4 separate regions of the Homo sapiens genome follow, and regions 1, 3 and 4 are each linked to region 2. The links are chromatin loops, found by intact Hi-C in ENCODE. Cell type or tissue: right lobe of liver. All regions are shown on one strand.

Region 1 (8,000 bases), 670 kb after region 2:
GACTCTCACAGATATGATAAATGGGCATGCACAAAGATGTTCATAGAAGTATTATTAAGAATTGGAAATAACCTACTATCTAGCAATAATGAATTTAAAAAGATAAACTGTGGCATATACATATTATGAAGCTATTAAAGACAATAGTTTTAGAAAAGAGAAATAAAACTAAAGATACAGAAAAAACCTTTGCAGATTTAAGTAAAATAATAATAATAAAGTTATAGCTATGGAAAAATGCATCCTCAGGAAAATACACTAAAAAGAAATACACCAGAATGTTATGGTTGTGATAGGACAGCAGTATTATGGGCGAAATATGTTTTCTCTTTTATTCCGATTGGTAGAGAATTGGATATTGTATTGATTTAGAAACAAACAAACAAAAAGTAGGCAGAAATAAGCCCTAAGAAGCCCTTTTTGGTGCATGAGAACATCATTCAAAAAGAAGCTGTACAATTTCTCCCTAGATTTTTATTAGAACTTAACATCACAGTTCTCCAATATTTAGGTGGTAAATTGGGAATAAAAAGGCCCGGTGGGCTCTTTCTAGCCCAAAGGAGGTACTCTGCTCCCAGCAGCAATGTCCCAGCGCCTTTTCCCACTCACCTTCAAAACATCGTGTGCCTGTTTGCTGCAATTTCCACAGAGAACATGACATAAAATTTGGAGACTCTAGACAATGCCTGATGCTCAATGACATCAAAAACATCTGGACTCAAAGAGAAAAAATAGTTGATTTTTCTGCCTTTATTTTATAACTTTTCTTTCCTCCCAAAAACCTACTTTCTCTTGTACACTGGATATATGCATAGTTCATCTGCAGGTTTACTCCTAGTTAGTTTTCTCTTTTTTTGAAGACCAAGAGTTGTCCAAGGTATCCATATCCCAGCTCATAGTCCCAAACTGAAAGGTTATATCAGGTCAGGATGTAAGTCGCACATCAGGAAAATGTCACATCTGAATTGAGGAGACCTGGGTGGCTGTTGGCTCACTTAGCACTGTGGCTGGAGAGGCTCTCAGCCCTCTAGACAGCATCATGGACCATGTGTTAGAAATGATCAAACTCAGTGGCTTATTGGAGTGGAATGGTAGGAAGAGAGGTGTTCAAAGAACACTTCCTATCAGTTAGTAAAAGCACATCAATAAAAATAAATCAATGCCCACTTGTTTTCTAGGAATCTGCTTCATATTCAGCAAAGACTCCCATTATGCTGCATTTCTGATAGACTAGCATAGAAAAGATGTGGTTTCAGCTAGAATAAAGTATCTTGAATAAAAGCATTACTCTGTCATTGGAATCTTCCACTGTGGACCAAAATGTGAAGCAAAGATAAACTCAGATATAAAATTTAAAAATAAGTAACGAGTAAGAGATAACACATAATAGACATTTGTAAAAAAAAAAAAAAAAAATGAGCGATACAGAGGAATGGAAAAAATTCTGGAATAAAAGAAATAATTAGAAGCAAAATTTTGACTTAGAATGTGGCTTTTGAAAGAAGGGGAAGACATTCCTTAATAAATGCCATAAATAAAAATGTTCTGTGGTTTATTAAGAAGTGGATTGTGAACAAATTGCATTGGGTTGGAGAACTTGAGTTTGATTCTTCACTTATTTATTGAACTGTGTTGCTTTGAGTAAGTTTTCCCCTCCTAGAGCCTTGACTTTAACAATAGTAAAATCAAATAATTGAACCAGATCAGACACACAACCCACCTCTCATTTCTGCCAATGTCTTGCAACAGACATTGCTAATCAATGGTGGCCCTTACCTGTGAAGCCTGGCTGAAGGCTCAGAATCCTTCATTTGACAGTGTTCCTGGCAGCCATTATTAAATGATAAGTTTAGATGTAATGGATAAAACTTTTCCATTACAGTCCAAAATGAATTCCTAGGTTTCTGACCCACCATGACCCTAGAAGCTCTTTTCCAACCCTCAGTAGAACAGAATTAATATGTTTTCCATTAGCTTTGTGAACACCCAGCTCCAATGACACTCCATAGGCTCCAGATCAACTTTCCTCCAAATGTACACCCAAGAAGTTCTGTGTTTCAAGAGTTACTGTGCTGAAAGTACCAGCTTATCCAAATGCTGCTTCCTTTTTTAGTAGCCAATTTGTAGAAATGGCAGATAGCAAATGTTTCTTTGGCTGGCGTGAGACACCTGGCAATCTCCACCACAACCATCTATAAATCACAGTAAGAGGGCACGCATTATCAATTCTTTATTAATTTCATTAATTCATAATTTAGAGTTTTAGTAGTTGTCATACAATTATATATGTAATTTTATTTTCTTCCCAAATCCATAATAAAATAGAACAATACTGACCTCTTCTATAGATCCAACTGGCCTATGTTCCAGAATCCAATTGAACTGCTGCATTCTGTGATCAAACTATGAAAACACATGCCACATCCCTCCTCCGAAACCTGCAGTAGCTCCACTGTCCCATTGGCCCCAGACTCATTGCCTTGTGCTTTACAACCCATTATTAGTTGGATTTGTCACGTGCTCTCATGTCTCATTATTTATATTCACATTGTTACTCCATTGGAGAGACCCGTTTGCTGTCTTTTCATCCCAGGTCCAGGACGAGGTTAAGGCAAGTGAGAAGACAAGGGTGCAAGTCAAAAGAGGCATACTCTAGAACCCTTTGTTACGTGTCTCCTTAAATGCTGTACCCTATGTGGCTCACTTGCCCTATACTGGCTTTGGCCATTCCTTGTACCATAAACTAAATGCAACAAAAACTTATTTGTATGTATGATCTGATTGTATCCTCTTAGCCCTCATAAAAAAAAAAGTTATTATTTTTCCCATTTTTACGGAATGAGAAAATCTAAAAATCTTGAGAAAAATTAAAAAGTTAGGGAGCATCAGAGTTAGAACTGAATATCAGCTCTTCTGAACCTGAGCAGAATTTCCAATCCATGAGTCTATAACTCTATTTTATGGGCTCTGTGGCAAGGCATGCCTTTTTCTTCCTCTGAAATCCAAATTTTAACTAAACTTTTCAGTTCTAATTATTTGATTTATTCCAAGTTTTCCCCATATCCATGTATTACTCCTCATTTGTTTTGTAAATGTTTATTATGTGTTATTATCTCTTACTTTTTCTTTTTTTGGGGGGGAGATTCTGTTTCCTTAACAGATGGGATACACCTTGAGGTGAGATATACAATAAAAGAAATTTTATGTTGTTGTAAAGCCTGAACTTGTCAGTGAACTTTATGAAGGTTTGGGAGGTTTGCATTGTAACCAACTTTTATAGATAAGGAAATTTAATGACAAGGAATAATGACAGCTGCATTTACTAGGGACCTCAGTGTTGTATGAACTATGCTAAGCAGTTAGCATGCAACATCTCCATGAATTTCATAACAACCCAGTGAGGAAGTCATTATTATTCACACATTAAATATGAGAAAACTGAAGCTTTAGGAAATACAGAAAATTGCATAAGGTAATTGCAGCACTTGTAAATGTCAGGGCCAGAAATCAAACTCAGGTCTGACTCCAAAACACATGCCTTTGAGTGATTAGTCCAGAGGTGCAGAACTGGTGAAGGGTCAAGTTGGAACCTGGGCCTGATAATCCTGATTTCAATCTAGTTCCCTTTTTATTGTCCTAGTATATTCCCACTTTCACAAAATAGCCATTTAATAAGTGGTTTTAAGTGAGGTGAAATTATACTAAGAATAATTTTAGTCCATGTTTGCTTTAGCCATTTAGATGTCTCCTTACTTGGAATTAGAGCCTAAACAGAAATATTACCAACGTCCAAACCTGCTGCTTGGTAATAGAGTAGATATGGTATCTTTAAAGAGTGCAAATATGAAGAAGGCTTAGTAGAATGTGGTATTCGTGTGTGTGCCTTGCATATTGGGAAGCATAACAAGGCTTGTGATAATTAAGTCCTGGTTGATCCCCAGGGGTCAAAGGGCAGTGGGTTTTAGGAGCAGTATAGCACAGGGATGGCAAATAAGCAGCATGGCTAATTTATCCCAGGCTTCTTTCCCATGGGGCTCTGCAGTGGCTTCTGATCCATTTCAGCACAGAACTCCAGGCAGCCACTGCCCACTGCCCAGGGCTGACTCTAGAGAAGAAAGCTATTCAGCATCCTCAGTAGAGTGAGAAGTGCATAGGTTATAGGTTTAGTTCCCAACCCTGGTGCTTCCACTTATTAGCTGAGCAGCCCTAGGCAAGTTACTTAACCTTACAGATCTTCAGTTCAGTTGCATTATCATCATCCAGAAAATAATAATGTAGAAGATGCCAGTATCCCCCACCTTTTTTTTTTTACTGAGTCCTGAATTTAATCAGAATAATCCTGACATTTCACAGATTTTTTTTCTTTTAAGATATGTGATGCCATCAGTTCATGGGATTTGGAGTCAGCCATACAGACCAAGATTTGAGCTGCAATTCTGTCACTTAACTTTGTAACCAAGAATAAATTGCTTAACTGCTTTGTTCAGTCTCCTTATCTATGAAAAGAGAATAACATCACCTCTACCACAGTTATTGTAAGATTAAAAAAAAAAAAGCACATGACAAAGTACATAAGCTGTCATTTACTTGATAAATATTGTAATCATTCCTGCAAGGCAGGTCTCTAAGAGGCACCTATGTCCATTCCGTTGGAAGGAGACATTTGGCCATGACACTGCACTTTGAGCTTGTCCTGTTTAGCACAGCCATTGTGCTAGCCACTGTTTACTTAACTGATGAAGTTACCTGGTTTTTGTCCTTGGCTACTTGCTAGCCCTTGTGCAATAGCTCCTGATTGGAGGCTGGATCCCTGCAGATCACGTAACCTGGTCACAGCAGAAGTGGTTTGTTCTCTCTGTCTCCCTTTTGTGCCCAGTGTTACAAACTGTCAAGTAGAAAGAAACTGAAGGGACTCAGGGGTCAGAGTTGGGGACTATCAGGACTCTTGTACTACCTGATCTTTTGCATCTTATTCAATAATTATTGATTACCTACCATAGGCCAGCTTCCTAGGGCACAAACATGACATGACCCCTGCCTCAGGGAGCTCAGAGCCTGGTGCTGCCATGAGAACAAGTTTTCACTTGTAAGAATAATTACTCAAAAACTAAGTTGGACATGCTAGAGATTTCTTGAAGAAATATATGTAGGTGTGTACGTACCAAGTTCAAGGAAAATACAAATGTATTTCCTCAAAAGATGCCTTTGAACTTGAAAGAAAGAGAATGCATCTTTTTAAAAAGTAGAAGTAAGACTAAACAAGGACATATGTAGACTTTTGATATGTGTGTGTGTGCATAACTTTTATTAAATGTATATGAAAATTGAAAGTGAACACTTTTATCAAATATATATGTATATATAAATAAATAAAATAACTAGAGTTTAAGAAACTTTCACAAACCAGACACACTCATGTAACCAGTACATGGATTAAGAAACAAAACATTATGTGTACCTTCCAAATCCCTCCATCACACCTCTTGTAGTCACTGCCTGTTAGGGTAACCAACATCTTGTATTGTATTAGCATAAAATAAATTTATATTTTGTATAAATAGCATCATATAGTATGCAAATTTAAAACTATTTTCCTATCAAATTTCAGAGTATTTTTTGATGCTTTGTTCATTAAACTAAACTAGTGAAGGTTGCTCCACTGTGTAGCATATGCTCGAAGTGAAGGATTCTCAAGCTTGCGTAAAAATCGCTGACTCTTTCTGCACGGGACGATGCCTTTGTACCTGGATGTCCTGATCTTGGAGGTTACACTTCAGAATGTGAACTCATTCATTAGAAAATGCTTTATTTGATTGAAGGCCAGGTACTTGCTTCCCAGCAACACAGCTTAAGTAAATGCCCAACTCAGACAGTCAACATTACTGTCTCAAAAATCTTTCATTCTGACATATTATCACACATTTGTCATTAGGGAACTGCATACTCACATATGTCCATAAATATTTGGTCTTGGTAGACCCAGGTTGACCTGCTTGAGAAACAGCAGGAAAAAAATATCTTATCTCTGTCCTTGGACAACGTACAATTAAATGAAGGGAAAGTTTGAATGTGGCCTCTGAGGGACTTTGTTTCCCTGAAAACAAAATCATTTTGCTCTAGTCAATCAATAACTTTACATGGTAAATGTGAGTCTTAGGCTCGGAAAGAGGTTATCGGCCATAACATTTCTTAACACTTTCATAATGTTATCAGGAATTAAAAAGTAACATTTATCAAATATTTACAAGTTGCGTGGGACAGAGCACTGTGTAAACGTATGAATCTGATAATAGCCAAGCTGCGTTTTAAAACAGATGCAGAAACATCTCAAAAATGTTTGCTTTTCAGTGATGCATTCTCCATCATGTAAAAATTTAACTATTGAGATGCTCTGGTGACACGTGGAATGGGTCACACAAGGAGGAATGTATCTCATGTGAAAGGTCAATATCAACACAGATGAAAGAGATTGCATTAGGCAGGTTATGCCACTCAAGGAAGGACACACATTTTCTAAATGAACGTTGAAAAAAAAAACCTATTATATAATGGAAAATGTGAGACAAATATTATTTACTTCAGTTGATTACATATGAAAAGTGTGTACTAAGGCACACACAAAAGCAATAGTCCCTTTGTCTTGCTGTCAACTCCTTTCTCCTTTTGTTGTCAGTGGTGGCACTTCTCCAGGTTCTAAAGGGGCAGAAATTCATTTATCTTTCTTCCTCCACAGTCCCCTGGGCACTTTGCCTCTGTATAGGGCTTATCCAGTCAAGAGCCCCCATAGCTACCTTCATCATAGTAGATCCTGTATTCTATTAATTAGAGATGGTCAAGAAAAAGAAAGATGAGGAGGAAGAGGGGGAGGGGGAAACATAAAGTGATAGGTGACAATCTTAAAGAAGAAAAAAGAAGAGTATTAGCTGAAAAAGGGAGTTACTCAGCCCTAACAATCTCCACATTTTCCCTTTATCTGATGAATTTAATGGTCCTAACCCTGCAATTTCCACATTTTCCCTTTATCTGGTGAATTAATTAAATGGTCCAAGAGATGGCTGCTGAGTCCTAACCTGGCCTCTGCATGCTGCTATCTTCTCTGTCCCTCCCTTCTGGGCCACATGTGAGGGCCAGGTCTTAGTCAAAATTGGAAAGTGTCTAGTGTGGTCTGAGAGGCTTAGAACAATGGAATGGCACTTTCCAATAAAAAAAAATGTTTTAAAGTAGATTCTGTTGGTAGGGCATTTTTTATTTGTTTCAACAGTTGAAAATGTGTGTGTGTGTGTATATATATATATATATATGCTTGACAAAAATGTTTACTTTCAATTTTCATATACATTTAATAAAGGTTATTGCTAATTTCTTAGCCCTTTAATCTGAGAGCTGTATTTAATTTTACATTGATGTGGATGGCTGCTGCCAATTCAAGGCTGCAAGGGTAATTGGTAATAAGGCCCAGATGCTCTTACAGAAACAGAACAAAAAATATTTCCTCTTAAAACATAATATATACATGTTTTTTATTAACTATGAGAAGAGAAATTGTGGGGTAAACAGACCCAGACCTTAAATATCATAAGACATACAGGTGTATGCTTTTGTTTTTTTAATTTCAGCATTCTGATGTGTGTTAAATATTGCAAGTTGTAAAATGTATTTGTTTATTTTTATTATGACAAGTTAATATAGACTATCATAAGCTTTTAAAATAAGGCTATACAATATAAGTCAGTTACTTTATTAAATTGGAGTGTTAATGGATATTCGCCCTGTATAAATATGGGTGCGAAAAAGGAGAGCCCTATAACTAATTGACTCCCTGCCCCAGGCACCCAAACCTCTTTCTGCAACTCTGGATTTGTCCCTCCAGGATACTACTGCCAAAATGATCAACACAAGGTCCCAAAATAACAATTTATTCTGCCCAAAGGACATTGTGCCCTCAGTCTCCTGGCCAGATGAATTGGCACAATTACATCCTTCTCTCTTGCTTTCCCCCT
Region 2 (8,000 bases):
AATTCTGATCTAAGAGCTCTTCTACAAAAGGAGTTTAGCCAGGGCCCCCACGCATGCTGTTGTTCCCTCTTCCTGGAAACTTCTTCCTCCATTTCTGTCCCAAGTCCTACTCATCCTCCAGATCTTCAAAATTGTCCCTTCATCACACCTTAAACTCCTCCTTCCTGGAAAACACACACACACACACACACACACACACACACACACACACAAAAAAACATGTAAAGTTATTTGTTCTCTTCCCTGCTAGACTGTGAGTTCCAAAGAAAAATTGTGTTGTACATTCCATTCCCGGTCCTGAGCACGGAACTTGCTACAGCAGGTGCTCAAATGAGTGAAAAAATTAACTCTTTTTTCCATATTTAATGAAATTCCCTCTTTTACTTATTTTATCCTCCCGTCCAAAAATGGCTGAATGTAATTCCTATGAGAGCTGATATTTAGTATGGGGCTAGAACCTGCTTAAATGACAATAGAGTATGTCTTGAGGTTTGTTTGGTCTGAATTGCTTGGGTTGAGGAATCAGACAAAAACAATGTTTCTACCTCCTCAATGTTAAAAATAAATAATAATCACTGCCTACCAAACAATATGTATCATATATGTAAGATATGAAGCACAAAAACAAAATGAACATCTATGAGTCCACCACTCAATAAAAGAACTAGAACATTAGTTGCCTTGTGAAGCTACAGGGTGTTCTTGCCTCTTATCTCCCTGCCTTCCCCTATCCTCTAAATTTATGTTTATTACTCATTTTTTTAAAAATAGTTTTTATATATCATGATTTATTTATGCATTCCTTGTCAGTGAACGTTTAGGCTTTTTCAGTTTTTCTGCTCTTAGGAACAATGCTGCCAAGAACAGTCTTTGCATGTCTCTAAGAGCATTTATGAATTTACCTATAATATATGCCAAAGGGTAGAATTGCTAGATATATGTAGGTCCAGGTTGAGAAGATGATGCCAAGTCATTGACACTATGTTTTTGTAGTGAAGGTGCCAATTTACTTTCGTTTCCACCAGTAGTGGCTAAGAGTTCCTAATGACCCATATCCTTGCTAACAGCTTGTCTTACTAGAACACAAGCAATGGAATCTCAAGCTGCAGCACTTTGGGGCCAGAAGGCAGAGCTCCTGCCTGGATAGGTTATTTCCTCCTGACCACCTGACAAGGGACTGGCCCCCTGAGGCTTACACTTTGTTGAGACCTGAAACTGCAGACAGAGCACTAAACTTAGAAGAGACTAGGGCCCCAACTAAGCTTCCCCATGGATAGATACATAGTCATCATAGAAGGCAATCAATCATAGAATGTGACACCTGGAAGGGACCCTAAAGCCAAATCCTTCATTCTACATTTATTGAGACTGAGGCCCAGAAAGGTTAAATTACTTGACAATGTCTAAGAGCTAATTACTACAGAAATCTTCCTCTGGGGCACTTTATTCTTAATCCAGAGAGGGTTTTCTTTTTTTTTTTTTTGTAACTGAAGATGGTGTAATACGATCCATTACATTAATAATGACTGTAAATATTCAAATAACTGACTAGTTTATTTAATTAATTAATTTATTTTGAGCTGGAGTCTCGCTGTCGCCCAGGCTGGAGTGCAGTGGTGTGATCTAGGCTCACTGCAACCTCCGCCTCCCAGGTTCAAGTGATTCCCCTACCTCAGCCTCCCGAGTAGCTGGGACTACAGGTGCAGGCCACCACACCCGGCTAATATTTTTTTTTTGTATTTTAGTACAGACAGGGTTTCACCCTGTTGGCCAGGATGGTCTCGATCTCCTGACCTTGTGATCTGCCCGCCTCGGCCTCCCAAAGTGCTGGGACTACAGGCGTGAGCCACCGTGCCTGGCCGACCAGTTTATTTAAAAAAAAAACTTGTTTAACTTAAGTGGCATGAATTTGATAACTTTCATTTCTTTGGTTATAAAGACGGGTGATATTATTCGATGGGATAAAGAAACCAAAATTATAGTTTCAATATGCAAATTTAACTCTCCTAAGAGACACTGGTCTCCTGGGGGATAAACAGTCCCCAATTATCTGATTGATCATTCTTGTCCTTGGATCATTCCCCATACCCACCAGGCAAATACTAGGTGCCTCCTTAAAAAGCCATTTTTGTAAGGAAAACTTTAAATTCATTAAATTTAAAATCATCTTCCCCTTAGGAGCACTCATAATTAGGCTATACTAAGACTCTGGGAACGATCTATGGAGATATGGCAAACTAGCCTCCGTGACTTGACGGTTTCTAATCCACATGCGAATGTGGAAAAATGCCAAAAAGAGACCAATCTTCAGCAGAGGTACTTAGCGCTCTCCAGAGTATGCATAATAACCGAGTGTGGTATATAAGTCTAGGGCAGAGGCATCTGTCTCCATCCATCAGACAGTAAATGTGGAGCTGGGGAGGAAAAGGAGTGCTTCCTAACAGGATGGGTGTTGGTGTGAACAAAGGGGGCTTTTGAAGCCTGTAGTGGAAATTTTCCTTCTGGAGCTGTGTCCTTCAGGAATTCTCTTCCTCCCTATCCCTTCCCATCTGCCTGGTCCTCTCTACACCAAGTCCTCTTTTACCATTTAAACAAATCTTTTGGTTTAACAACGTCTGCAGGCAGATGCTAAAAGCTTTCTGTGAGGCAGCCCTTTTTTAATGTCAGGATGAAACTCAGGAGCTGTTTATTACTCTGGGGTGGGGGGCTTGGAGGGAAAGAACACCAAGTAATTTTGTGCAGGAATGCTGACCAAACAGTACTGAGGTACTTCTGGTTCCAGTTTTCCTCCTAGCAGTCATTTTAATCAGCACTTCCCCCTTTTAATGAGCTGGTAGTGCCATTACATAATCACCCAGCTCACTGGATTAATGATGAAAAGAGGAACTGATTTTTCCAGTTGCATCATTTGAAGTAAATGTTAACTTTCTTTCTGAGTCCTTAGTTAACCGCATTAGTGTGACAAATATGTCTTTGTCTAGCATAAGTAATTAGAATTTAATCACTTTAACTGCATCTTAATTACCCCAAATGAATTGAAAGGACATTTAATAGCAAAGATTAAATTGCCTTAATGAACGATTTTTGTGACTCCATCAATACTCGAATCGCTTTAGCCACTCCTCTCACGCACTTCAGTCGCAGAATCTGCAGCGAGCACAGAGGTCACTAGGTGGCGCGCTTCGCTCGTTTGTTTATTTAATTTTCCCCATTGATCTGTTTTAGAAGACAACAGGAAAGAAAGCAAAAAGCACATAGTTTATTGCGTTCCTTCGATAACCTCTCTTTGGGACTATGAGATCATCACCAGATGTGAAAACGAAAGCAGTGATTTCAGAAACCGTCGATTCTGAATATCCCGTGGCGGCATATGCAAAGGAAGATGAGAAACACATGGTGACTGGAAACATGCAGTGTTTGACAGAAATTGCAAGATGCCCTCTAGACAACTCCCAGCCTATATACTCTGTTTTGGTCAATTTATTACTTTTTAGTGCAGAGCCCTAAAATTTGAGTTACAGGCAATCTTTGAAATAGCAAGGCAGGCACTGATGTGGAGCCAAGAAGTGTAATTGCTGTCCAAGTGCAGATCAGAATGCCAATGCCTGAAGGTATGGGAAGATCTGAGCCCTTGGGCCCCCCTCAAGGCAAGGGACCGAATGGACCAGCCCCACCCACAGGCACATCTAATGAGATAGGTCTTGTCCATCAATAATTGTTTAAGTGAACAAAGGGATGGGAGGCTGGGGTTTCACATCTACTTCTGGCACTTCCTCACATTTTCTGGCTGCTTCTTCAAAAAAGAGTAATAAAAAATCTCTTTTACAAGTCTTGAGTATAAAAGAAATAAGTTTTCATAAGTGACTCTTTTTGAGAGTCCCAAAGGAAAGACACACTTTCTCTAATTTCAAGAGCTTATTATGTAGAGACTTTTGAATCAGTTATTTCCACATTCTGACTCCACTAACCTGGTGCACCTGTCCTGGCAACAGAAGCATGGGATGGAGGATAAAATGTTCTGGGCTTTGGACTGGGAAAGCTGAGCTCAGGGCATCACTGTTTTCCAGTGGTGTTATCACAAGTAAATTATTTAACCTCACTGAAGAGAGCAACAGGGAAAAAAGTGGTAAATACCACTTAGACTAATGGTTCCCAAACTTGGCTGCACATCAAAATCACCTGGGAGTTTATAAAAATCCAATGCCCATGTCACGTCCTGTACCAATTACATCAAAATATCTGAAGCTGCAGCTAGGCATCAGTTTTTTTAAAGGTCTCTAAGTGATTCCAATGTATAGCAAGATTTGGGAACCACTGGTATAAATGTTGAGTCTTCAATGAGAACATCTATGTTCCGATCACAGTACCCAACAAATAGAATGTGCACAAAAAACTTAAGCTTCTTCCTTATCAGTTACTATGACAAATGAGATTGGTTGTACTTTAGGGTCTAGTTCTGTCCAGCTGTTGTCTTATTAAATTGCCTCATCTAAAAGAGAAGAAAATTTCTTTTTTTCTTCAACTTTTATTTTGAGTTCCAGGGTACATGTGCAGGATGTGCAGGTTTTTTACACACGTAAACATGTGCCGTGGTGGTTTGCTGCACAGATCAACCCATCATCTTGGTACTAAGCCCAGCATCTATTAGCTATTAAGAAAAGAAAATTTCTAGAAATTAATTTGTTACAATTTTATGATACCGTAACATCTCTTGGAAGAGACATATGTGGATGCTTCTATAGCAAGACCCTGTGATAAGTAATTTTTATGTTTGTATCAAAATAATCAGATTGTCTTGTGATTGGTCTAGTCACCTAGCCCAATCTTATTATCTCAGGAGGAAATTAAACTTCGTTAGTATTAACATACTTGTATTAAAATAAGAACCTATACAAACCTATTGATAGAAGGTAGGAATTTATGATTGTGCACTAAATCCATTCACATAAGAAATATTTTTCTTTTTACTGGACTCTATGAGACTGACATTTTTTATGTAGAAATAATGTGGCTTTCTTCTCCCAAAGATGCTTATCCATCTTATTCAAATAGAGACACAATGAGAGTATTATTTAATAAATATTTGTTAAATGTTTTCTCCAGCATTATAAGAAATGCACCCTCTAACAACCACAACTTCAGTAACACCTTCCTTCTGTTGCTACCCTAGGTTGGGGGCCATTCAATTTTACCAAGAGTGTGGAAATTCTGCTGTTTTAATGGGGACTGAAAGGAAACTAGTCATTTCTCATTCAAACCATCAAGGCTCCTAGATTGATTTAAAATATTAAGTCGGTGTTTAAATATTCCAATAAATGGACTTTACAAAGAGCACAAGCAATGTCACTTGAGGAACAAGGCCTCAAGCTGAGGAGCAGGATATTGGAGAGCCTCCTTCTTAATTACCCACCTTTATTAGACTTGAGGATTTTCTGTCTTACAAGAAAATCAGAAATAAATTTTATTGGTATGCTCTGTAAGAACGATTTCTTCTGATAACTTGGGGTAGCAGCATTTGTTTGATTAGCTGAATTTGCCATGAATGTGGAAATAATGACATCAAAACAGCTCGTGTAACAACCTCCTTAAAGACCTCGTAGATTAGAGATGACTATAGATTTTCCCCAGCGCGGATCAAAGGGACTGAATTGAACGTTTTAGCTTAATGATCCAACCCCTGTCACACCCACAGGGACGCGAATTCCGATTTTATAAGCAGGTGTGCACGTGCACTCAGATACTCACACAAAGCCGCGTGGAGGGACGAAAAGATCAACCACCCGATCGACGAGGATAGGTTTGATCTTTTCGATTACCTCAGTGTGCCAGTGTATATTCCCGGCTGGGCCTAGCGCCCTAAGAAACTTCGGAACTTTAGCTGTTAATTTTTGTTTTCTTACTATGACTTCCCAAAGACATTCTATCTGCCTACCGGGGCGAAGAGAAATGGGACCAGGCGTCAGGGCGGTGGGACCCTGTCCAGGGTCCTGACTCCGCGCCAGGGCTCCAGACCAGTCGGCCTCCGAAGGCCCTTTCACCCACCCCACACAAGAGGAAACAAAGACTTCTCAGCTCAAGGCCTCAGGGCTGCCTCCTGACTCCGGTCAGTTTGCAGGAAGAGGAAACAACAAAACAAAGGAACCGCCAATCCGCCGGGTATTATATCCCTCAGCTCCAACCTCCGACTTCGGACCGCCAGGGTCACCTTCTCTACGCTGACCCCGCTTTTCTTAAATGAAAACACGCCAACAAAAGCATACTTCGGATACAAAATCCAAGTACGCATCTTTTTTGGGGAGGTTAGAGCTGAGGTGTACTTCGGAAGATGAGAATTTTGTTTTCATGAATTGGGTAACACCCAGGCATTGTTAGGTACCCCGACAGACCCTCTAGATATCCTTCTCTTCCTCCTTCACACTTTCTTCCTATCAAAATAGTTATTGTTTTGAAATTCACTAGAACAACGACGTTCTAAAAACAAAGGCGCAGCAAGCATCCCTTTCTTCGCTGCCGCGGGCTGAACCACGGACGCTCGCGGGTCGCCCAGCCCCGACGGCCCGCAGGGGGCGCGCGCCGCAGCCGCAGCACAGCCCGGCTACCCCCAGAAAGGGAGCCGAATGGAGGGAAGCAGGGAGCGCGGAGGGCTCGAGGCTTGCAGATAAGGAGAGGCGCATCCTGGGATTTGGGTCCTCTGCTGCTACAACACAACCGTGCTATTGTTGGCACTGTCCGACCCAAGTGTCGGTGGTAAGCGGCGATGTCGGGGCTGGGTCTCTAGCAACCGCTGTGCCCTGGGTCAGGCTGGTCGCCCCAGCTACCGGGATCCCTCTCCGGATGCTTCCAGGGCGATAGGTGCTGCACCCATTGACGGGATAGCCGCATACCTCCGAACAGGTAGTGGAGTTCGTCTCTGGCAGGCATCCTAGCTGCGCTGACACCAAGGTCGCCACACAATAGCCATCAGCCCCCCTTAAGCCCCAGAAGTAGGTTTCCCCTGCCCCAGCCATAGCGGTTCCAGTCGTCGCCACGAGCCCACTTCTTATCCCCAAGCGCACCTCCCTCTCCTCACCCGGGTTTATGCCCGTTACACAGAGAGAACTACACAGGGGGAACTATGGTCCTACACCCTCGAGGGGACAGACACCGGCCGTGAGACAGGCACCACGCAGAGCCTTCTGGTGACTGTCCGCAGGAGCGAGACCTTTTTTGGTTTTGCAGTCGGCTAGGTGTGTGTGTGTGAGGGTCCCCAGTTGACTACCGGGATGCACTGCCACTTTTCGGCCTGGCGGGCTCTGGGACTCCTTGGTCTCCGTAGGAGGCCATCCTAGGCCTTCGGAGGAGGCGCTCCCAGCTGGCGGCGCCCCTCGCCCCGGGCTCAGAGGCGGACACGGTCGGTCGCGCCCTGCTGGCCCTTTGTTCGCGCCGCAGCGGGCTGGGAGCAGCTGCGCGACACCAGACCCACAGCGCCAAGACGCGAAGCGCGAGGAAACCGCTGCGCTTGACTCCTTCTCCCCCAACTCTTGGACCCAGGAACGCTTCCAGCTCCTGCGTCCCACACGCCCAGTCCTGGCTTCTCTCCCGGCCCAGAAGTCTTCAAGGATTGAAGGGCTCTGCCTAGGGCCCCGCACTCCTGCCTGACTCCCATGGCCCAGAAAAGCAGGGGGACATTTGAAATGTCACCCCGGGATAAATATTAACAAAAAAGCAAATGGACTTGTGCAGGGGCCAGTTATCAATCAACCAGGCCGCAAGGCCACTCAGGGCAAACACAGCCCAGGTTGGGCTGGGCGAGACTTTCTCATGGCCGCCCCCCGACCGAACCCCTCCCCCCTTGGCTCAGGTCCTTCTTAGGTCGTTCTGGGGCAAACACCGGACGGGAAGGGGGCGCCGCCAACTCCCCCGCGGGGTTTGGAGGTTTCCTCGCCTCCAAGTCCCGCAGGGCAGGGTCGGAGTGCCCAACACCCACCCCCGCCCGAACCTCGGGCCTGCGCGCCGCCTTC
Region 3 (8,000 bases), 280 kb after region 2:
AAAATATCAGTGTTGCTAGAGAATAAGCTATGAGAGCTAACTTGTAGGAGATAAATTATGGAAGCAAATAGAGGACCCCATTCACAAGTGCATTCCACAAGAAGTGGATGCTCTAGACAAGTTTGAAAGATGAGTAGTTAGCAGGTGGAGAGGGGGAAAGCATTCCAGGCAGACGGGACATATGCAAAGGCACAGAGAAGGTATGAAGCAGCTTCACCCAGGTCAGGGGAGAATCTATCCTAAGACCATGTCCATATACCTGTGGTTTAAAAAGGCCTGGAACAAAAAATTTGGTAGTTGAATTTTTGAAGAATCAGCTTGCTATTGCATGAGGAATAAAACTGGTACTTCCCCCAAAGCAAATTGACTTAATAAAAAATCTGATTCAATCCAAGTTGTCCATCATTGCCCTGGAGATTCATGTGTTTGACAAATATTGAACACCTCCCCTTTGTCAGGCTCCTCCCCTTCATCAGGCAGTGGAGATATGATGGTGCACCTGGAACCTGTAGTATAGTAGGACAACTTCTGATAATGATAGGTGCTGCGGAGGATAGAAAACAAAATAATGAGTGGGGAGTGGTAGAGCAGAGGTGTCTCTCTGAAGGGACGACGTATGAGCTGAGACCTGAATGATGAATAAAATAGTTGCTGGCCACACAGAAGTCTGTGAGTTGTGTATTCCAGGCAGTGACCACACAGCTACCAAGGCTGTCAGGCCATGGAAGGAGATCTAGATTTTATTCCAGTCTTAGGAGAAGCATTGGAAGGTTTAAGGAAAATGGACTAAAGCTAGATTTGGAGCATGAACTTCCTGTAACATTCTCTACCTCCCAAGAACTTGGGATTCAACTGGAGAGGCAAATCTAGATTTAGCTAGCTAAATCCATTTTTTGCTAAGAAAAACTCAGCCCCTGTTAGAAACAGAATGTTTTGAACATTGTGATGGTCAGGGAATCACTGAGTCTACCATATCTCTCCACTGTGAAAACATTCTGGGATTCACATATACACCCAGTTTTACTCGCAAATAATGGAGTCAAATACTATGTAGTTGGAATTATAGAGAGTCATTCTGGTTTTTCAAACAGTTGGTAACTTCCCAGCTGCAAATAATGGATTTTTGTGAAAGATCTTTTGGCAATGACTTCACATGTTTTCGTTAGCTAATTCAAGTAGTCATCACACTTCCCTGAGCATGTTGAAAGCTTTGAATACCATAATTACCTACTCATTTCAATTACTAGTGCTTCAACAATCAACTACCATGGTAAGGACTTCCAGGGAATGTTAAAAAGAAGGAGCATATATCCAAAGTCCTTTAGGCAACTTGAAGATAGATGTGAATAAATGGGCAACCTGAAGCATGACATTTTATTGACAGCCATTTTGGGGAAATGTGTGAAATATGGCAATTCAATATTGAAAAATTACTTTGGAAAATTCTGAGGAAATGAGTCTTCATGGGTAACATGTGTAACACTTTTGGTTTTGGCCTTCCCCTGCTCATGAAGTACATACAGGATGCACTTATAATGCACTTATAATGTGTTTATCATGCATTGATCTTTCACTACGCAAGTGCAAGTATTTCTTAACAAGGGGGCCTACTGGGAATTTATTAATGAGCTGTATTCACATAAATATTCCAGAATTAGAGATGCTTAATAAATGTATCATAACTAATGACTTAACAAATTAAAAGTGACTTTCATGCTCATTTGAATATGGCACGATGGTTTGTGAACTAAGGAGTCAATCAAATGTAATTTTCTGGTCATTCCAATTACTACAGGTGGTGAATCTTATCAGCTCTATTCCATCTAGGTGGTGGTACCATAAGACAAATGAAGTAGAAGTGTAGACATCAGAATCAGAAAGAAATGGGATTAGACCCCTGTCTCTACCACTTTACTGTTGTGACCTTGGGCAATTACTTTATGTCACCAAGACTTCTTTCTCTTCTGTAATTTGGAGTTGATACTACCTATGTTGTAGGTTAGTTCTGAAGGTAAATTAGCTCAGATGTGTAAGAATGCTAAGCACACAGAGAGCTTGTCATATAGTAAATGCTCAGGAAAGAGAAGCAAGTATTATATGATTTTTACTAACAGACAGCGAAGTACATTTTTCCTGTTAACAAAAATGTAAGTAGGTCCAAGTATCCTGGAGAGTCTGTGAAGTGAGGGTACCAATAGTCTGTGAAGGTATCTACACTTGGGTAAATAGAACACAAGTGTATAAAGCTGGTTCTTATCGAAGTCTCAGGGGACTAGACTATCCCATTTTTTTTCACCCTGCCAGAATGATTGCCATTAGAAAATCTATGTTGATCTTAACAATGAAGCAACTTACTTACAGTATTAAAAAAATGGCCAATCAAATAGCCATTGAATGGATGCTTTGACTGCCACATATATGACGTCAAACCACTGGTTTGTCAATCTCTTTTATGGAACTGACTGATTTTTGTGGGTAGAATTGGCTGCCATCACACAGATGTAACCATCAGCCTAGGTATGTATTTATATAAGAAATGTATATTTAAGCTTCTGCTAGAGGAAAAAATAAAGAGTTGTAGTAAAATGATAGTCATTAAATTCACTCCAAAGGCTTATCAAATAACAGATGAGGCATTGATATTAAGGGAGAAAAAAAGAGAGGGATATGAATTAATAAGTAAAATAGGTCGCTACGATGACAACTATCAGTCTATTGGATTTATATAGATTTTTGAATCCCATAAATCTGTTTACCAATTGTCGTTACTATAAAGAATTGAAAATATTAATCGATTGGTAAGACTATTCTCTATGTTCACGAGTTTCTTCTACAAAAAAAAGCAAACAAATTGACAGGTAATTTTTGTTAATTTTATTCAAGGTCGTATGTTTCTTTATCACTTTTATTTAATGTAGGAATAATGTGAAATAATTTTTGGAAATACAGCAGGCTTGCACCTATCTACAAAAATAAATTACTGCTTAAAGGGCCAGAAGACAAGGTGATATTATGAGTTTAATTTGCTCTGTTATGAAGGGAACTCAAGGGTACTGAGTTATGAAAAACAACGGTTATTTTGAGAAAAATGAAGTCAAACTGGGGATTTTAAACACTTTCTGATGTGTTTAGTATTGGATGTGATCTGCAGTTTGGGGTGGGGGTGGGAGGCTCCGTTGTTCCATTGTCCACTCTATTCACTTTGGGGAAATGCTCTTTTCTCTGACTGTGTTCTGAACATGGACATTTCTCTAGATTGCTTTCTTGGAAATGGCAACAGAAAATGGTAGCAATAATAGGTTTTAAGGTGCTTGGCAGTGAATCATGCCATTTTATAAATTCATCTCCTTACACTTTATTTCCTTGCTGTGAGATAATTTAGACGAATGTCAGCGAGGAAAAAAGAAAGTGATTGGTGATTCCACCTCACCCAATAAAGCAAATTCCTAATTTTCTGTCTTTTATCTTTCGCCATTCTTTTGTGCTCCTCTTTGGCCTTGTCAAAACATATCGTTCAGTTAGAGACTAAAAATATTTTCCCATCGATTGGGGTTATTGATTTTTTTTAATCTGTACTTTGGCTTGAAGAGCGCGGGTGAAGGGTGAAAGTTCACCAGCTTAGTCTGCCGTTTTATCTGGACAGCAAAAGAATGTATTGGCAGCAGATTTGATTTACCTTGTTGGTCAGTTGTAGGCACTTCAGCCACTGAAGACAATCCTCCAGAATGTCCTGCTGCTGCTGTCTTTTTTTTTGTACCCAGGAGCTCTTCAAAGATTCCACCTTCCTATTGATTTTATCTCTCTGTTTCCAAGGCAAGATTTTTTTTTTTTTTTTTCCCCAAAACAAGTTTTAGGAGAAGTTGCGATGCTTTCTGGACTCATGGTAAATAAAACAAGATTGCATGCTTCTGCTGGAGTTTGGCTCCTCTGCCTATTTGGCTGATGGTTTGGGAACATGTTTATACCCCCGGCCACAGCAGAATCTGATGTGACTAGATCAAATTCACTGAGATCTTTTTGTCTCCCTTATCATAGCTGGTCAGACATACGTACTCAGGGCAGTTTTTGAGTCCTAATTTGAGTCCCCAAATGGCACCTACAGCTTCCTAACAAGTGTTAGGCTTGTGAAAGGTGGCACCATAGCTATAGTCAGAGAGGAAGTACAGTGTCATGAGTGAGTGTATGGCTCTGAAGACATACTTTCCAGATAAGTATGAGTGGGTGACATACTTGCCAGCTGGGTGACCCTGGGCAAGTTGTTTAATGTTTTGTGCTTTAGTTTTCTTATCTATAAAATGGGTATATAAAGTGTACCTTTTTCCTCAAGTGGTTGTAGAATCACATAAATAAATACATGTAGAAGTCCTACAATAGGGCCTTGCATACTAGAGGTTTTCAGTACATGTCAGCTATTGTTATGACTATAGACAAGGAAGCTGAAAATTGGAGGAGGGGATAGTTAAAAAACATAGAGATCACACAGAGGAAGAGAGAACAAACTGACCCTCAATATTTGGCCTCCTGGTTGCTGCCACAGTTCTGACCACTTGGCCTCGGCCAGTTGGTTGGTTACTTCTTGTATTGGATGTGGAGGCTCCAGGGTGAAACCTGAGCCTGCTAATGGGTGAGGCTTCTGGACTCTCAACTCATTTCTACATTTTGGTCCCTTCAGTTTTGATGGCTAGACTTGGTCCTTACTTCTAAGATCTGACTCTGAATATACTGGGTGATTCCTGGGACTAGGGCCATTATAGGAGGCAGGAGTCTCTCTGCTTTTCCCAGAGGACAGGCCTGTCTCAGAGAGGAGGCCCTGTGGGTACATAGAACCACCTAAAGAGAATCCGATTTAGAAGTACTGGGCCTGAGTTTTTAACAAGCGTCTCAGGTGACTTGGATGCAGGTGGCCTCAGTTTACACTTTGAGAAACACTGATGCAGTAGAGAGAGCAGAGGCTCTCAATGTGACAGACTTGGGTTTCAATTTGCTTATCAGCTATGTTTATGTGGGCAAGTCATTTAAGCTCCCTGAGCCTCAACTGTAAAATGGACTAATAAATTAACAATATAACTAATGTTCCTAGCACGATCCTTGACATCTAGTCTGTGCTCCCATCCTCTTCCCTGATTCTATTTGTCTTCTTGGAGTCCAGAGAATTTTACACTCTATTGGAATTAATTTGTCTTGACTCCTCCTTCCTCAGCTGTGCATGTTGTTGATTTCCTGTCTGAACTGCAGCTGCTCTTACCATACTCTTGTGAGCACTTTCCTGTTTAGATAAAATTGACCTTACTCCTACAAGCCTTTGCTCTTTCTCTTTAGTTATCTTCCCTAAATGACATGTTGGTGGTATTCTCATATCTGGGTCAATTTTTGTGTGCAGTTTTGCAGAATAGAGTTCTTCGTCCCTTTCCTTGGACTGTAGAATTTTGGGTCTAGTAATGATGAAAACCATATCTCACTTCTGTCTCTAGGTGCAGCTAAGGGATCTCTTTTCTCAGCCCTTGTTTGTTTCCCAGTGTGGGCATTTTCTTGCCTGCTCTATCTACCTTTCTGTTACATATCTAGATGCTCTTGTGATCTGACGGATTGAGGACAAATCAGCTAACCACCCTAAGTTAGTGGGTCTTTTAGCCTATAAGACATAACAGGTTCTATTTTATTTTATTTTTTACCATTACTATTTGGCTAGTTGGTAAGGCTTTTTTTTTTGGTCAACTTTTATTTTAAGTTCCAGGGTACATGTGTGGGATGTCCAAGTTGGTGACATAGGTAAATACAAGGCTACTTTTTTTTTTTTTTTGAGATGGAGTCTTGCTCTGTTGCCCAGGCTGGAGTGCAGTGGCGCGATCTCAGCTCACTGCAAGCTCTGCCTCCTGGGTTCACACCATTCTCCTGCCTTAGCCTCCCGAGTAGCTGGGACTACAGGTGCCCGCCACCACACTCAGCTAATTTTTTGTATTTTTAGTAGAGACAGGGTTTCACCATGTTAGCCAGGATGGTCTCGATCTCCTGACCTCGTGATCCACCCGCCTCGGCCTCCCAAAGTGCTGGGATTACAGGCGTGAGCCACCACGCCTGGCCAAGGCTATGTTTTATATGGAACTGAAGACATTGAGTTCAACTGATATCGAAACAGTTGTTTAGCTTGGTCTCTTTACTGAAACATACAATCAGGTGTGAGAGTAAGGAAATGCCATATCAGCTGTTTAGTCAATTCAGTCCCAATGGTAGTTTTCTATAAACACAGTCTTTAGCTTTAATAGACCTAAAGACCTATTGGCAAAGAAAGAAAGAAGAATCCTGGCCTTCTAAGCAGATACCCATGTGGGAACACCACTAACATGTCAGCTGGGGAAGAAAATGAAAGACAACAAAGTAAAGGCTTCTAGGAATAAGGTCAATGTCACCAAAACAAACAAACTGTCAACTTCCAAAAACCTAATGGAAAACTAGAAAAATGTCCTGGAAATATGTTTACTATAAGGCATGGATAAATGGATATGCTCTTAATTTATTATGAGATATATTAATATTAATATATTAGCAAGGGGGATAGTATTTTCAGTAGGGCATTGGATATAGGGATAACCCTAAATCTGAGATGATTTCATCTTGAGATCTTTAAACAACTACACCTGCAATGATCCTATTTCCAAATAAGGTCACATTGTAAAGTTCTGGATGGATATGAATTTTGGGGAAACACTATTCAACTCATTATAGCACACATGGACAGTAGGCTTGATACAGCTCCAGAAAGTGATGAGAATTCAGAATCTGGGCAGTATGAGACTGTATCTTCTTGATTCTGTCCATTCCATTGTGAGAGTCTTAGAAGCTGGAACTTATGTAAAGTGCCTTCATGGCAGGAACTCTGTAAATATTTTCGGAAAGAGTAAACTAGCAATGGCAGGTCAGGACCAATAGAAGGACCCTCAGGAGGAAGCCATTTTCAGAAGTCTCCACTTCAGTATCAACATATTAAAGAGGATGAGCTGATGAGCTGTGTCATTCAGCAGGGAGAGAACTGGCACAACTGGTCAAACTCATAATAAATTCTGCTAACTGGCAGTAGGTAGCAAGGACACCCAAAATGAATTAATTCAGTCACTGGATTTTAACCCTTTAAAAATAAGATAAATTCCCTATTTAATAAATGGTGCTGGGAAAACTGGCTAGCCATATGTAGAAAACTGAAACTGGATCCCTTCCTTACACCTTATACAAAAATTAATTCAAGATGGATTAAAGACTTAAATGTTAGACCTAAAACCATAGAAACCCTAGAAGAAAACCTAGGCAATACCATTCAGGACATAGGCATGGGCAAGGACTTCATGTCTAAAACACCAAAAGCAATGGCAACACAAGCCAAAATAGACAAATGGGATCTAATCAAACTAAAGAGCTTCTGCACAGCAAAAGAAACTACCATCAGAGTGAACAGGCAACCTATAGAATGGGAGAAAATTTTTGCAATCTACTCATCTTACAAAGGGCCAATATCCAGAATCTACAATGAACTCAAACAAATTTACAAGAAAAAAAAAACAACCCCGTCAACAAGTGGGTGAAGGATATGAACAGACACTTCTCAAAAGAAGACATTTATGCAGCCAAAAGACACATGAAGAAATGCTCATCATCACTGGCCATCAGAGAAATGCCAATCAAAACCACAATGAGATACCATCTCACACCAGTTAGAATGGCGATCACTAAAAAGTCAGGAAACAACAGGTGCTGGAGAGGATGTGGAGAAATAGGAACACTTTTACACTGTTGGTGGGACTGTAAACTAGTTCAACCATTGTGGAAGTCAGTGTGGCGATTCCTCAGGGATCTAGAACTAGAAATACCATTTGACCCAGCCATCCCATTACTGGGTATATACCCAAAGGATTATAAATCATGCTGCTATAAAGACACATGCACACGTATGTTTATTGTGGCACTATTCACAATAGCAAAGACTTGGAACCAACCCAAACGTGCAACAA
Region 4 (8,000 bases), 250 kb after region 2:
TTTCCAGGTAGCAGGCATGCTGAAAGGGCTTTTCTTTGTGTCTTCTCCACTGTTAAAGTATTTAGTGCCTTTTCTGATGACTTAGAGTTGTTGCCTCCCATCTCTCAGGTTCTACTCCTGTTTAGAAATGCAGTGACTTGGATATTAACAACGGAGAAAAATGAGGGAAACAAAAACTAACAAACAGGTAAACCTCAAATCTTTGAGGAAATTTTATTTAACCGGTTCGATCTCACTGAGCAGGCATTTCTCACCTTCTATCCTGATACAGAGATTTAGAAACTCTCTCTGCTCAGCTAGTTTCATGCCAGAGCACGCTCAGCCACCATACTCACATCTCTGTTTCCTGCCTTGCAAAAGTCACAGGAGTGCAGTTCTGAGGCCAGGTTTTACCTTCTTTCCACATCCTAAGGGAGAAAGAAAACATTGCAAAAACTCCAGCTCGTGTTCTGCTGTCTGTTTTGCTCCTTTTCCTATTCCCTACACCACTTTCTCTTTTTCTAATTATCCGCAGTCGGAGAGATTCATAAATCTCATACACTGTAACTGAAAGTGAAATTCTCCCCATTGCTGAAAAGCTGCACAGAAGCAAATCAACAGGTACTGGAATTCTGTATACAGGGAGGCTCACAGCAGGAGAAGTGTATGCTATATTCAATTTTAATATTCTAGTGTTCACAGGTTTGCCTCCATTTGGTATTTTTTTAAAAAAGGAAATAGTAGTTTCTCATAAAATCTTCTTGAAATCCTGCTAGAAATATGGAGAGTATTTATATTAATTGTTTTATTTTAGAAACTTTTTGGCAGTTCTTGCTAATTAACCTGATTGGCTGAGGGAGAAAATTGCTAAGAGACCAATCACATTGCTTTATATTTGAAACCTTGGCTATTTAAAGATAGCTCCCTTGGATTTCATGATAACCAGATCCTGAAATGGTCAGGCATTAGATTTTGAGTGTTTCAACAACTGAATGGGATGGCCCATTGATTGCCCATTCATTGTGACAGCCCAGAGCCCCATGATTGACCAGCATCTGGTTAACTCAGTTGACCTGGATACTCCAGGCCCTGATGATTGCTCCCTGAACCCTAAGGGGAGCTTGGACTGTCAAGAACTAGTCACGTGCCTGTTTTGTTTGCAGAATTGTCATTGTCAGAGAAGAAAATTCATAGTCCACCTTTGTTCTTTCACAGTACCAGGCAGAAAAAACAAAACAAAAACCAAAACCTGACAACACTTTGGAAAATTGGTTCCATTAAAGATATGCTCTATCATATCTACCCTGATGAGCACAATAAAATAAAAATGATTCTGGTGCTATTTACACAGCTGGGTTTATTTGATTTGTAGGTTATTTAAAGGTGCTCTAAATCAGTAGTCTACAAACTGTGGTCCCAGAGCAGAGGCAGCAGCTTTACACAGAAACTTGTTAGAAATGCATTCTTAGGCCCCACTCCAGACCTACTGAATCAGAAACTCTAGGGATGAGGCCTAACAACCTTTGTTTTAATGAGCCTTCCCAATGAGGCTGATGCCTGCTCAAGTTGAGAACCATTGCTCTTAACTGCTGGTATGTGGGGTTTTGTTTAAATGGTGACACCTGGGATCCTAATTCTGCTTGTTCTCTTCTCTCATTCTTTCCTCCTGAGTCTTCCAGTCAGAAGAGTCACTTCTCTCATTCCTTAGTCCCTCAAGGCCTTTTGTAACCTCCGCTCTGGGGGCCTGGGTGGGATGCCTAATGTTGGGATGCACTGGGAACCTTCTAGCCTCGTTAGAATTTAGCAATTAAACCAAAGTGTTCCACCTGGTTTTGTTAAGCAGCACTGGCTGACCTTCTGGGCTGGTCCAGGTACCTGACACTTTGTCCTTCCCTCCCTCTTGCACCCTCCTGCATATAAAGCAAAGCATTGCCATTGTATATCCCAGCATTATATGAGACAGGTAGTGGTTAACCCTCTCAAAGTATTTAGAACAGGACCCTGGCAATTTTAAGCCTTTCATTCTGGAAGAAAATTTTCATTTGTTTTCTGTATGAGTCTGGTGTGCTGGAAGTCCACAACAAACCTAGAATTTTAAAATACTCATTGCATTGAAAGAAGCATGGCCACTTTCTATTCTATATGTGAGATTTAAGGGCTCAGGAAAATGTCAGCTTGCAAAGCTGCCTAAACGTTGCATCTCCTTCTTTTTCAAAGGCTGGGTTGGATGGGGAGAGGTTGGAGATACAGACTTATTGGTCTTAACCAACAAAGTTTACTGAAACCAGATATATCTAAGAAAAACATATTGGTGTGGTGTTTTTTTTTCTTCACTAGAACTGCCCTCGATAAAATGTGGGTGTCATTTGAAAAGGGCATCATTTCCAGTGAATTCTGAAAGTGTCACACAGGGTATTGATTGATCAGTCTTGCCGTCAGCGTGATTGGGGCCAGCGTGGAGCTGCTCCTGTGATCCAATTTTCAAAGCTCACAGACACCTTCACTCTCTGGCAAATAGCATCAGCAAGTGGTCGAACAGAGGGCACCAGAGAGATGGGAGTGGGGTGCAGGAATAGTCTGGCAGAAAGGTGGCAAGAATGAATGATTTTGTATCATGATCAGCTTGTCTAACCACTGTGTGTTGAAAGCTGTAAGTACACCTCAGGTGCATTGGATGGTTAGGAGTCTAATTTGTTTTCTCTAATAAGCAACATTAAGCTGTGAATAAGTCAAAGCAGCTTCTAATCAATGAGAAATACCAATGCCAACATTGGTGAAGTCACTTTAAGATAATATAAGTGTCTTAATTTGTGTTCGCTTTTGCCCTCAAGTTCATATTCATAATATAGACATGGGACAGAAGTACTCCGCCGAACTGTATTTCCTTTATGGTGTGAGCCAAAGTTACATCTAGCCCAAGTGGTCCTTAAAATAACAAATATATAGTCTACACACATGGCTTCTAAGGGTGCCATTCACTTGCTCTAGGATTGTATGTGTGAATAAATGCATGAATGTATATGAGCAGATAAGTCTGCCTTGACCTGTGTCATGAAGAGTTTGGAGGTGGGTTGAGTGACCTTAGGCAAGGGATGATCTCTTTATGGGCCCTCATTTTCCTGTTTTTGAAACGAGGGACTGGACAACAGAAGTTTTAAGAATCATTCAAACTTCGATATTATGTGATGTTTTCCATGGCTTTTACTCAGGGGGAGCAAGAGTGAGGCAGCGGGCAGAGAGTTGGTTTGAGTAGAATGAAGGTGAATGAGTTCTTTCTACTTCCTGAGCAAACAGTTTCCTGGTGTGTGAACTCTGGACTTCTTGATGAGAAAAATAAGCTCCAGGTTTGCAGCTGGAAGGGTCAATTCCAGGGTCTTCCTTGGAGCTTCCTCTAATCAACTCCAGGTTCCCTGGACCTCAGGGCCGGGATTGAAACCAACTCGGGCAATAAGTACTCCTAGGAAGTACAGGCACCTCCATTCTGACCTGAGGGTCCAAAGGCACTTTGCTTCTCCTTAGGACTCCTCCCTGGGACTGTCAGGGCACATCATGGTAGGGAACATGCAAACGTGTTTCTTCCCTCCTTTGTAGCAGAGAATAGCACACTATGAAAAAACCACTCTAATTCTTACATACTCTTTTAACTTATAGGCCTGCCACACTCTCTGCCTATTTAATACTCTATCTTGGGATAATTAGCTGTGCCAAACATGGACAGAGGAAACTCCTTTGTTTCGAATCACATCCTTTCTTCAGTCTGACAGTCTATGCCCAGTCATAGGTGGCTATGTTTTTCCATAGCAAGACCTCACAGAGATACTGGGAGGTTAAATGCAGCACTGAGTTGAAAGCATCAGATCGTATGCAGGATGCTATGTGTGTAACATTTGGTTATTATTTCCAGTGAGCTGAAAATTCCTCAGAGACCAGGACTAGGCCTATTCTTTCCATGCCCTTTGCTTAACACATCATAGGAGCTTGATCGATGTTGGTTGAATAGAGGAATCAGTTGAAAACCTGCCTCTGTGGCTCTTGTAAGTGACTTGTAACTTACTCTTAGAGTAGCTCAGGGAGAAGCATTGGTATTTATTTTTGGTAAGGTCACTTAGTATCCTGGCCAGTTTTGTGGATAATGTATTCATGTGATGCATGGATCTTATGATTGTGACTCTCCATCATAAGTGATTTCCAGGTAGAAAATTCTGTCATTTAGTGTCCTGGCCAGTTTTGTGGATAACGCATTCATGTGATGCTTGGATCTAATGACTGTGACTCCCCATGGTAAGTGATTTCTAGGTAGAAAATTCTGTCCAACTGTTGACTTAACCTTGTTAAAAGTATGCCTAGTTCAACCTTTGTTCTCTTGCTGGGACATCTGGGCTTAAACAGTTCAGCCTTGTTTGTTCTTACAGCCCCACTCTCAGATATATGCAGGTCAATGGACTGGCTTAGCCTGGTGTCCTGCCGCACCCCCCTGGCAGCCTGCGCCATTGGCCAGCACCTCCCTGAAAAGCAGGTGGCTGTGCCATTTTTCTGCACAATCATCCTGTCACAGGGATGAGTGACGTCTACACTGACACCATTCTGGATGACAAAACTGAGGGGCTACTTTACAGAGTGGCCAGTCCAACCAGAAGAAGGGTAAAAGGAATCAAATAATCATTATTCTAGAGAGAGGACTGAGAGCTGGAACTTAGTGATGTCAGGTATTTTGCACATTTATCCAGTGGTTCATTATACTTTGTATGTTATGTAGGAATTAAAAATGATTTTATCTGATTGAATGGAAAAAAATACTAAAGTATAAAGTATAAAAAAGTTTAGTGATGTTTTTCCCCAATTAGTTAATGGCAGTATTGGGTCTAGAATCCAAAGTGTTTAAAGGCACCACCCCCTCTTTCTTTTTTTTTTTTTTTTTTGAGTCGGAGTCTTATTCTGTCGCCAGGGCTGGAATGCAGTGACTCAATCTCGGCTCACAGCAACCTCTGCCTCCCGGGTTCAAGCAATTCTCCTGCCTCAGCCTCCCAAGTAGCTGGGATTACAGGCGCCTGCCACTACGCCCAGCTAATTTTTTGTATTTTAAGTAGAGATGAGGTTTCACCATGTTGGCCAGGCTGCTCTCGAACTCCGGACTTTGTGATTCACCCCCCTCTTAGCATCCCAAAGTGTTGGGATTACAGGTGTGAGCCACCGCATCCAGTCCCCATCCTTTTTTTTTTTTTTTTTTTTTTTTTTTTAACCACACTATAGGCTCCTTTTTGTTTTTTAACCACACTACAGGATCTCAATATATCCAGTCATTGTTGTCCTATTGTTGCTTTGCCTGCTGTCCGGTGCTAAAAATCTTTCTACTGTTTATGGGAAAAAATTCCAATGGCTTTCAAAACCATGTTGCCAAAGCAAACAGCTCAGACCCTTACCTTTTCTCCATAGGTGACTTTTCAGTAAGGAAAATAAAAGTACTAAATGTTATTACACATTTGAGAGCCAGCCCAAATGATTTCAAAGGCAACTTATTCTACTTTTTCCAAGTTTTAAAATTTTATTAGAAATATTATGCATGCAGGTTGAAAGAAGAATATTTGGGTAAGAGAAGAATTGATGATAGTATAATCTCATAATTTCAACCTGACGTTAACTGGCATTTAGAGAACTTCTTGTCACTATATTTTCTCTGGGCTCATTTTCTTCCATCTAGTTATAATTATATTGTTGATAATAGTTGGCAGTTCCCTCCACTTAATATTACAGTAGAGGAGCTTCTCCTTATTATGTTTTCTTTATAGTCTTCTATGACTTATAATAGCTCATTATATTGAGTGAATATATCACAACTTGATCATTCCATATTTTTGAAATTTAGATTGTTTCCCCTTTATTGTGTCTATTTTTATATCCACTGCTGTGAATCTTTTAAAGCATAATTTAAAAAATTATTTAAAATTATTCCTTTAGATTAAATCAAAAGGATATACGTAGTCTACATTTTAAAAACTATTGGTATATCTTGTTTCATTATTTTTCAAAATGGTTTTACCAATTTATACTGCCTACAAGACGTTTATTTCACCTTTTTTATTTTATATTTTTATTTAATTTATATTTTCAAATTTTGTTTCTGTTTTTCCTTACTTCGATTGTTTACCACTGGAATCTTGAGACCAATTAAATTTTTAAAAAGGATTAAATACAGCTAATTAACAAAAACCTGTCACATGCTTATATGATTAAATCAGCAGATGGAAACCTAGGCCACTAGCTTATACTGGTCACGTAAGGTCTCTTAGACAACTAGTGGCTACAAGTAGAATGAGAAGGTGTTTTGAGGTCAGATTAAAATGGGGCTATGTAGCCTCAGAGGACTGAAATCACTCTCTACACTTTTTAGAACACTGAGACTGGATAACAGGCATTTGAGGCAGCCTTGCCCCTCTGTCTTTGGGAAATTTTGCTCTTGGGAGAATGGTTTGTTTAATTTAAACAAAACCAATTATTATTTTTTTTGAGAAAATGTATTTGTGACTAACATGTGACCTGGGTATCCAGTGTCCAGATCAATGCAATATTTTACTCATAAGATACCACAGTCATTGTTCTACCTAATTACTATAAGGAGACAAATGGTTCCTTTCTCTAAAAACTCCAAAGGTAGTGAAGAACTGTGGAATCCAGAGATGTGATTTGTAGATTGTCTGAGATGGTTGAAAGTAACTGCTACTAAGCATAGCCATGTGGTCTCCTTATAAGACACATTAGCTGTGGTTCAATGATTTCTATTGTTGCACCTTATACCTGGTAGATGTGTGGTTGTTTATAAGGATTTTGCGCTTTCTGTTTCTCCCTTAAGGAGGGGATTCGCTTTATAGGCACTTTTCTTAACCTTGCTCTGCAGATTAAAAAGCTTAAGGACCACACAGATTTCACGGCTTCTGAGTGCTCATTCATGAAATTCCAGTAAGGGTGAGTGTGCTGATAAAGGTTGTTTTCCTGAAGAGAAACCAGTGCAATTGCAATGACTTAGAATCGAATTATAAATGATTCAATGCAATCAAATACTGCTTATTCATAAGTAGAGGGTGAGGAGGAACTCTTTTTGTAAATAAGGTGCTCTTCTCCTGCAATGGGATGTGACAGCAAAAATACAATAGGGGAGAGAGTATGTTTGTTCTCCTAACTCCCTTCTCTCTGCTTGGCCATCTTGGATTTAAGGAATGTCTTAAAGGTAAGGGAAAGCAGGGGCTCACTAGCAAACGAGAATGGGCAAGGAATGGGTATTCCCAGTTTGGGGCAAAATGAAAAAAAAAAGAAAAAGGGAAAAGAAAAGACAAGCAGAACTGACTGACCAATGGGAGTTGGGCACATTCATGACAGTAAATTGGGCTCCTGCATGCTCTAATTCCTGCTGCACCCCAGACTGCTAACATGCCTTGGATAAAAAGGAGAAAAGAAAGGAGGGAAAAAAAAATCCATGCGGGAGGTTGTGAGTGAACAGAGTCTGTTCCGAGCTCCCTCCACAGGCAGACACCAATCAATAAATCAATAGGGAATGTTCACTGGCTGTGAAATGGGTAGAGAATCTAGTGTCAAGCTGCTTCAAGATGGATGGACAGCGGGCTTGCTGTCTGCTGAAAGGCCAGAGGTGACTATCACCTTGAGATGAGATCAGTGAGCAGCAGCCTAACAGCCCTTTGAACTCTAAGTCTATGATTGAGGATGTGGGCAGGGCTTAAAACAGTCCCAGTGCGACCCCACAGTGACATCGTCCTCTGCTCTGTGCATCACCCCCAACACTCACACCTCTTGGCAGAGCGGACGGTTTGCCATACAGAGCCTGGCTGCTGTCTGCCCCGGGCCTGCTGTGCCCTGTCATTGAAGTAAAAGCTACAGGAGACTGAATCAGAAATTACTAGATGCCCTAGTGGTGGGAAGCATCGATCAGAAAGGGTAGGGATTTTCTGCACAACAGTCGGATCTTTCCTTTTATATAAAGGGGGTTTAACATAGTACGGACGGTGCTCTCA

The links. Hi-C counts contacts between places; a loop is a spot of excess contacts. Peaks named below come from ENCODE experiments on the same cell type or tissue, not always from the same donor. Only the 100,000 strongest peaks of a DNase experiment are listed, where the experiment ranks them.
Region 1: it touches region 2 in a loop (5-fold over the local background); 4 of 110 quality-filtered maps call a loop at or near these places.
Region 3: a loop joins it to region 2, with 5 times the contacts of the local background. A loop is called at or near these places in 2 of 110 quality-filtered maps.
Region 4: it touches region 2 in a loop (6-fold over the local background); 2 of 110 quality-filtered maps call a loop at or near these places.

The regions. Positions count from the first base shown.
Region 1 is chr15:53,449,008-53,457,007 of GRCh38, forward strand. The region is part of intron 1 of LOC105370826 (a long non-coding RNA gene); the gene reads left to right. Among named protein-coding and RNA genes, the nearest start is that of WDR72, 310 kb to the right of the region's middle. In right lobe of liver, no CTCF peak of the experiment used is centred here; DNase peaks (open chromatin) are centred at 4,674 and 6,384; H3K27ac peaks cover 5,903 bases.
Region 2 is chr15:52,777,527-52,785,526 of GRCh38, forward strand. The region is part of intron 1 of ONECUT1 (one cut homeobox 1); the gene reads right to left. Among named protein-coding and RNA genes, the nearest start is that of ONECUT1, 8.8 kb to the right of the region's middle. RefSeq lists an enhancer at 2,952-3,001. In right lobe of liver, CTCF peaks have their summits at 3,163 (motif pointing right) and 6,559 (motif pointing right); DNase peaks (open chromatin) are centred at 3,165, 6,035, 6,795 and 7,815; H3K4me3 peaks cover 3,679 bases; H3K27ac peaks cover 4,794 bases.
Region 3 is chr15:53,055,885-53,063,884 of GRCh38, forward strand. The region is part of intron 4 of LOC107983981 (a long non-coding RNA gene); the gene reads left to right. Among named protein-coding and RNA genes, the nearest start is that of LINC02490, 56 kb to the right of the region's middle. In right lobe of liver, no CTCF peak of the experiment used is centred here; a DNase peak (open chromatin) is centred at 3,627; H3K4me3 peaks cover 1,172 bases; H3K27ac peaks cover 1,972 bases.
Region 4 is chr15:53,030,572-53,038,571 of GRCh38, forward strand. All of the region lies in intron 4 of LOC107983981 (a long non-coding RNA gene), which reads left to right. Among named protein-coding and RNA genes, the nearest start is that of LINC02490, 82 kb to the right of the region's middle. RefSeq lists a silencer at 4,321-4,615. In right lobe of liver, no CTCF peak of the experiment used is centred here; a DNase peak (open chromatin) is centred at 4,470; H3K4me3 peaks cover 764 bases; H3K27ac peaks cover 5,184 bases.